2 separate regions of the Mus musculus genome follow, and region 1 is linked to region 2. A link is a contact called in ENCODE Hi-C or POLR2A ChIA-PET data. All regions are on one chromosome and are shown on one strand. Each heading gives the region's core, a stretch centred on a gene start or an enhancer-like site at or near the end of the contact. The rest is flanking DNA. Distances are from core to core; before and after follow the strand shown.

Region 1 (3,490 bases), core at 176-2,675, 47 kb after region 2:
TGACCAAATTCATAACAATTTGACAAAATTTAAGACTGCATATTCTTTAAATGAGTATTTGTGTATATGATAGTCAAGGGTTAAAACAATGGCTTTATGATAGTATTTACTGGTTCAACCTATTGAGTTGCTGTGTCAACCTCTGCTTGCAGCTTGTTAAGGAAAGGTGATTCCCTCCCTTTCCCTCTCCCCCTCCCCCTCCCCTCCCTCTCCCCCTCCCTTCCCCTCTCCCTCTCCCCCCCTCTCCCCCTCCCCTCCTCCCCTCTCCCCCTCCCCTCCTCCCCTCTCCCTCCCTTCCCCTCCTTCTCCCTTCCCCCTCCCCTCTCTCCCCTCCTCCTCCCCCTCCCCTTCTCCCTCTCCCTCTCCCATCAGTCCTAACCAGAGGACAAGGAAGTAGTAAAAGGGAAGCCTTGTATCTTCACTATAAAGGATACAACCTAGAGAATGTCTCTTTTCTGTCCAAATCTCATTCTGACCTATAGCTGATGCTGAGAAATTGACTTTGTTAGGATGGGAATGCATCTAACTAAAAATGGAATTACTGAATGAATGGTTCTCTGCTTCAGGGGATACACTATTTTTCTCTAATTTCTCAATTAGAGGGCAACTCATGAATGGAATGAAAGAATGGATGAGCTTGTGCGGGGTTCAGAAGCAAGGCCAAGGAGCATGGTATTCAACTAGAAGACTGAGGTAAGCAGAGAACTGCTTAACTGTTGCTAGGCAGTGTGGAGGGACTTCTTAGACTCTGAACAAAAGAAGCAAATGCTGACTATCCTGCCTCCTCCCTGAAGCTTCCACATTATAAAAAAGAAACAAAAAAACAAAAAAACCCCCCAAAAACCCCCAAAACCCAAAACCCCCAAACCAAAAAAAACCCAAAACATCAAACAAACAAAACCCAGTCTGTTACACAAGATTGTGACCAATGGTACATTTGGGATAGGACAGGTGTTCCATTCAGTCAAAGGTCTCTGATAAGTCTAGGCAGTTGGCCAGGGAAAGTTTGTTCTTGGTACTGGGAATGGAATGCTTGTTTTCTTCATTTCCCAATATGGAAAAGAGCAGCTTCCAGGACAGGTTAGCAGACACTGGAGATGCAGCCATCATATGCACACACACAAGTGCTCATCTATTAAGCTAAAATTTCCCATTATTTTTCTCAGTAGAGCTAGGCCAAGTGGAGCCTTGGGAAGCTTTCTCATTTTTCCTGTCACACAGAAGCTGGTGATTCAGGGGTCACAGGAGTTTGTAATAAATAACCCACATTGATTTCTCTGTTCTAGAATGATTTTTTTTTTGCTTCTCTTTCTCCCAGTGGTCTGACGTTTACCCCAAGAGGCAGTGTTAGGAAATCATTTACAAAGTGGTTCAGCCCCTCCATCTGCTATAGTTATAAATCTGAGGATGGGCTGGGCCCGAGGCAAGCGTTCCAGGACTCCTTGTCCTTGATCTTTCAGACAAAACACTGTCCTCTTAGTCCAGATCCCAGCAGCATCCATAGCCATGGAGAAGCTACTCTGGTGCCTTCTGATCATGATCAGCTTCTCTCGGACTTTTGGTCATGAAGGTAGGAGCTATCATAAAGATCTTTTCCCTATGGGAGAATGGTCGGAACTTAATATTTTGCATAAGGAATCAAGGATCAGGATCAGGGTAGCTGTGTATTTATGTAACCTGGGAGAGGACCAGATGACCCTTGATCCCAAACTCTACCTGTAAGGGAGGAATAAGTCTTCATTATCTGAGAAACTACTTACTTTCTTGGTTTTCTGTTTCACAGACATGTTTAAAAAGGCCTTTGTATTTCCCAAGGAGTCAGATACTTCCTATGTGTCTCTGGAAGCAGAGTCAAAGAAGCCACTGAACACCTTTACTGTGTGTCTCCATTTCTACACTGCTCTGAGCACAGTGCGCAGCTTCAGTGTCTTCTCTTATGCTACCAAGAAGAACTCTAACGACATTCTCATATTTTGGAATAAGGATAAACAGTATACTTTTGGAGTGGGTGGTGCTGAAGTACGATTCATGGTTTCAGAGATTCCTGAGGCTCCAACACACATCTGTGCCAGCTGGGAGTCTGCTACGGGGATTGTAGAGTTCTGGATTGATGGGAAACCCAAGGTGCGGAAAAGTCTGCACAAGGGCTACACTGTGGGGCCAGATGCAAGCATCATCTTGGGGCAGGAGCAGGACTCGTATGGCGGTGACTTTGATGCAAAGCAGTCTTTGGTGGGAGACATCGGAGATGTGAACATGTGGGACTTTGTGCTATCTCCAGAACAGATCAGCACAGTCTATGTTGGTGGGACACTCAGCCCCAATGTTTTGAACTGGCGGGCACTGAACTATAAAGCACAGGGTGATGTGTTTATTAAGCCGCAGCTGTGGTCCTGACCTACTGTTGTGAGCCCTGAAGCACCTCCTGGGATTACATTCTCTCCCTTGTCTCGGGTTATGAACCTTTTAGCCCCAGCAGATGTTGTAGGTCTGTTCTGTGAATATGGCCTTTCACTTCTCTGCTTTGTGGTCCTCAGCACTAGAGCACGGAATTTAAATGGAAGGCTTCCAGCATAAGCATCCCACTAGGACTCTACCAAAGAGAATCTGACTTACCCATGGTTTTATATATATATATGTAAATATCCATATATATATATATAATTGAAAAAATTTCAGACATAATTCTTCTCCCTCACATAGATGAAAAAATAGATGCACAGAAAGGAGAATAATTTTTTATTGTTTTTGTTTTATAATGTCATCTTGAGTGCTGTATTTACATACTTTCTATCCCTCCCTCTTCAGATCCTTTCCTATCCTTCCAAATTCTCTCTCAAATTCATGATGTCTTATTATTAGCCTTATGCATATATACATATGCATAATACCTATCATCTATCAATCAATCAATCAATCAATCAATCTATCTATCTATCTATCTATCTATCTATCTATCTATCTATCTATCTATCTACCTATCTATCATCTATTCATCAGTCATCCATCTTACTGATTACATTTAGTGCTTCTTGTATTTTGTTGAAGACTGGACACTGGATAATCTATCAGGAGGGCCCCTCCCTGAAGACTGATTGTCCTTTTCTCAGCAGCCACTGATTACCTCTAGCTCTTCATATAGGGTTCTGTCTTTGTGAAATTTCTTCTGTCCATGTTGCATGTCAATTGGTGTCATTATGCAGGTCTTGTTTGGGCAACCTAGAGTGATGGAGCACTGACTACACTGTGCTCAGAATCAGTTCTTTTCTGGAATAAAATCTGTACCTGAACTTCCCCAGTCCATGAGTCAATAAAGTCACCTTTGGCTTGAATGAATTTGAGCAGTTTTATGAATAACTTCATTATTGACCCTCTGAAATCAAGACTCTAAATTCAGGTTGACTGTCACTGTCATGCAGAATCATATCCAAGCCATACTACCTCCTGCTGCTGGAGTCTTTTGTGATGAGTCTCTCTGAGGTGAATAGCT
Region 2 (3,962 bases), core at 1,149-3,648:
GGAATCAGTGAAATCTATTTCACATTTTTATTTAGCCACAAACCACACAGCATACATCCCTGTTCAGTAAATGTTGGTCAAGTGAAGGAGTGAAAGAACGATCTACGCATCTTTGACTTTATCTTTTCTTCACTCTTTAGAGGAAATAGCTTTTAGGAAGCTGGCTGAAGGCAAACCCTAGACAGAAAGCCTCCACATGAAAGAGGGCTGGCCAGCTGTTTGGGGTGTTTGTCTAGGAGACTCCATTCCTCTTAAGGGAGGGAAACCTACTACTTGCTTGGTTGGGTCTTAAGAAGTGTGGACTATCCCTCATCAACAACATGAATTATTCTTGTTCAGTCTTTAAAGTTAGATATTTCTCCTGCCTAGTACCTACTGAAGCTTAGTTAGAGCGGGAAAGCAATTTGGATTGACAGCTGAAGGATGCATTCTTGGTTCCTTCACTGTAAATCTGCATTGTCCAGGAGAACTTTTTTTTGGTGACGCAGAGAGATGTTTCTTATTTGTGGTGCCCAACATGGTAGCACCAAGTGTGTGCATCTACAAAGCAGCGGAAATTGGCTGTTGAAACAGAATGGGTTTTAGAACTTTTTTATTAAGACATCTTAAAATTAATTTAAATTTGTTTCAGTTAATTATTGTAGCTAGTTAACTTTAATTAACCTAATGCCAAATTACAATTAATTAAATCTAATTTAAGTTTAAATATCTATGCCAGTAGATACCATATTTGACAGCATAACTCTAGATATTTTATGTTTTATCCCTAGAAGATTATGTTAGAATATCCCTTCATTTGATTTTCAAAAGAATCACATATTGTTTTGAAATTTAAATTTTTAGGTTTTACTTTTATCGACACAGGGTCTCACTGTGTAACCCAGGCTGGTTTTCTATGCTGCTTTGACCTTCATCGCATGAGCGTCGTAGCCACGTGCTACCATTGCTGTCAAGAATAGCATTTATCGATTTGCAAATGCTTACTTTCTCATTTATGAGAGCTTTAAAACGTGTTCTCACACTCTTAGACATTCCTCCACAGAGTGTCTGAAGAATAATTCTACTTCCCTTCAACAGAAGTTGGTCCTGGCTGTTTTGTTTCTAGCAAGTAACACATGTGACAGAGGTGACAGTATGGCTTGGGAGGTTAACTCAGAAAGAACGAGGAAGCTTCCCTGGCACATGCCTCTCCTCCCCCTCTCCGCCCAAGCTAAGCGCCCTTATGAGAATCCTGGCTTTTCTGAGGCTATCAAGGCTACGCAGTTATTTAGAGAGATCACTCAGTGGTACCGGGGTAGGAAGACTAACTTGCAGCCTCTAGATGTTTTAGCTTTCTCAAGTCAGGCTTCAAGTTATTTTAGGCATAGCCACTATCTGATTGTAGCTTCCCAACAGACTCCGAGAGAGAGAACTGCTTAGCTGAGCCCGGTTAATCTCCAGTGAGGTGATATAAAATACTTGCTATTACTTTGTGCCACCGTTTTGAGCAACACCGTTGTAAAGCAACAGCCAGAGTGATCCTGTGTGAAAGAACTGTGCAGGAGACGGACCTGTGACGCCCAGGAATGCTCATCATCGTTTGGTCTGTGGTTTTTATTTTTTGAGAAAAGGTCTTGCTATGTAGTCTTGGCAGTCCTAGTACTCACTATACAGTCCTGACTGGCCCTGAACTTGAAGCAATTCTACTCCAGCCTCCCGAGTGTTGGCTTTCTAGGCCTGGGCTACCACCCCTAGGTTCCGTGGATAGCTTCGAAGGTCAAGTGCATCACATCAACTTACCTTGGATATCAGGAAGTGCTGATCACCTCACATTGTTTTAAAAACTGAATTACAATTTTTATTTTTGTGATGGTCTTGCCATCTTTCCTAAGTTAGTCTGGAAGTCCTGCTTCTGGTGTCCTTTCCTAATCTCCTTAATGCTGACATTACAGACGTGAGCTACCTACCACTCAGTGTTCTTTTGTGTTAATACCTTTTCTGTGTAGCTGTTTGCAAGCCCAGGGCCGAATGAATCAGCCAGTTTTGTAAGAAAATAAGATGAAAAAAAACCAAAAAAAACAAAAAACAAAACAAAACAAAACAAAACACCTCATCTGCGTGGTTCCTCTTTCTTATCTTATTCTCCCTTTGGCATTCTTTAAAACAGAAGCCTCACCTCAGTGGGTAAGTGTTAATCCACACTGGAGGATGAAGACCAGTCATGTGTGTGTGGGTCTTTATTAAGCCAGTATGTGGTGTGAGGTCATCGAGTGAGCTAGCTATGGAGCTGGGAGACTCTCCAGTGGCCTTTTCCATAAGAGGAGATCTTCAAAGTGACTCTCCAGGTGAACAGAGGTAGTGAGAGCAGCAAGATCTCAGGCCTGGTAAAGTTCATGCCGGCGCCTCTCAGTGTGATTCTCCAGTAGGGGGCAGCTCTGAGCCTAGTCATTTGAGGATGGGATGGAAGCAGAGAGACTAATAAGGTCCAGCTGAGGGATGGACCTTTCAGGTTATTAGTGGTGCAATAGTAGGAGTGTTTAAACAAAGGGCAATGTATATCATAAAACAGGTTCAAGTTAAGCTTTGCGATTTCTTTTTCCCTTGGCAATGAGAGATCACTTACTGCTGGGGGAATCCTGTAGGCTTTGGATGATACGTCAGTGGCTCATGGCTAAGCACAGAGGGTAAGTAAGCTAACATGGTGTAGACAGTTGGAAAGAAGATAAGGTGAAGGGAGGAGTTCTTAGTCGCAGTGAATTTAATACTGGGAATTTTCGGCACCATGGCATTTGGCGGGGAAGATATTTTGGGCAGTGGGGATTGGGATATGTCTCCAGTTACACCATATGAGGAGTTGCTTACTCTTCTGTTTATGGGTCCAGGCTTGTCTGTCTAGGGGCATGTGATCTGCAGGTGTTGATGGGAAGGTCAGAGGGAGGAGGGGAGTGAGCAAGAGGCAGACAGGGAGAGAGAGAGAGAGAGAGAGAGAGAGAGAGAGAGAGAGAGAGAGAGAGAGAGAGAGAGAGAGAGAGAGAGAGAGAGAGAGAGAGATGAAAGCTTTCCTAAGGCTGACTGCTCAGGGAACTTAACACCTCGGAGTATGTTCTAAAGGAACTGCTCAAGACCTTTTATTAATGCATAGCTTTTCACCTTTGGCACAGAGGAGAAAGCTCTGGAAGATGTTCCACAGCACTGCACCAGCACTGTGCAGGAAACATCTAAGGAGCTCGCTGGCACACTCAGTGTCTTGTTGGGCAGCCTTTCCTACCGCTTCTTTACGACCACAGAAAGCTGCTGTCCTGTGGAATGGTAAGCCCAACCACACTTTAGAGTAGAGGTGTGCCAGTTCTTTCCAGCAACTGATGGATTTGTTACCATTAGTATACGGTAGCTCTCCAGAAATTCTGCAATTGCCTCTTGAAACAGGAAAACCTGAGGTCATGTGGGCAGGGTATTGCTAATGGGGTGAAAACTTTTCCGGACCATTAAAACCAGTTCCTGTCACTTGCCTTTAAGTAAAAGTTTAAACAAACCTCTGTTCTGTGTTAGGAAAACCAGAATCAATACCCGATTACAGCAAAGTTCAATGTCATTCGGCCTGATTCCACCGACCTCCGAAAATCCACAAGGGGCAGGAGCTGAAATTGATGACCCTGAAGTCTCCAACTCAGAATCCAACTTCTTGGGCTGCTACCCATAGGCTTTGAATGGCATTAATCAGCAATAATCACAGTTGCGGTATTAACATTGCACAGTGCCAGATAGCTCATAAATCATTTCCAATATAAATATCATTTCATCTTCATAGAAACCCCACGAGGTGATTATTACTCTTTTACAGAGGAGAAAACTGAGGCTTAAGATAACGTTAGCATGTTATCCCATATCTCAGGGGAGTGGGTGTCTGTGGTGTGTTTAGATCTGGCCTTCGTGATCTAAGTCTGTGCCATTGGGGCAGAGTCCAGAGATCAGAGTCCGGATTG

Evidence for each region. Hi-C counts contacts between places; a loop is a spot of excess contacts on that map. ChIA-PET counts read pairs that join two places held with the same protein, here RNA polymerase II (POLR2A).
Region 1: a map of mouse embryonic stem cell shows a loop between it and region 2 (2.3-fold over the local background). The contact joins the promoter of Crp here to the enhancer-like site in region 2. A Hi-C loop is called at or near these places in 1 of 37 maps with a recorded cell type or tissue (mouse embryonic stem cell). POLR2A ChIA-PET finds 5 or more read pairs at or near these places in 1 of 5 experiments (Patski).

Annotation. Positions count from the first base shown.
Region 1 is chr1:172,696,631-172,700,120 of GRCm38, forward strand. It overlaps Crp (C-reactive protein, pentraxin-related), which reads left to right and starts at 1,426. Exons shown (of 2, transcript NM_007768.4): 1 at 1,426-1,570; 2 at 1,784-3,336. The coding sequence starts at 1,507. The coding sequence ends at 2,397.
Region 2 is chr1:172,648,286-172,652,247 of GRCm38, forward strand. Gm35601 (a long non-coding RNA gene) reads left to right here. Exons shown (of 5, transcript XR_001779542.2): 3 at 1-2,663; 4 at 3,141-3,288. Among named protein-coding and RNA genes, the nearest start is that of Gm35601, 17 kb to the left of the region's middle. Within about 2 kb of position 2,399, at least 1 of the 3 ENCODE cell types and tissues checked has a DNase peak (open chromatin) inside an H3K27ac peak, as active enhancers do.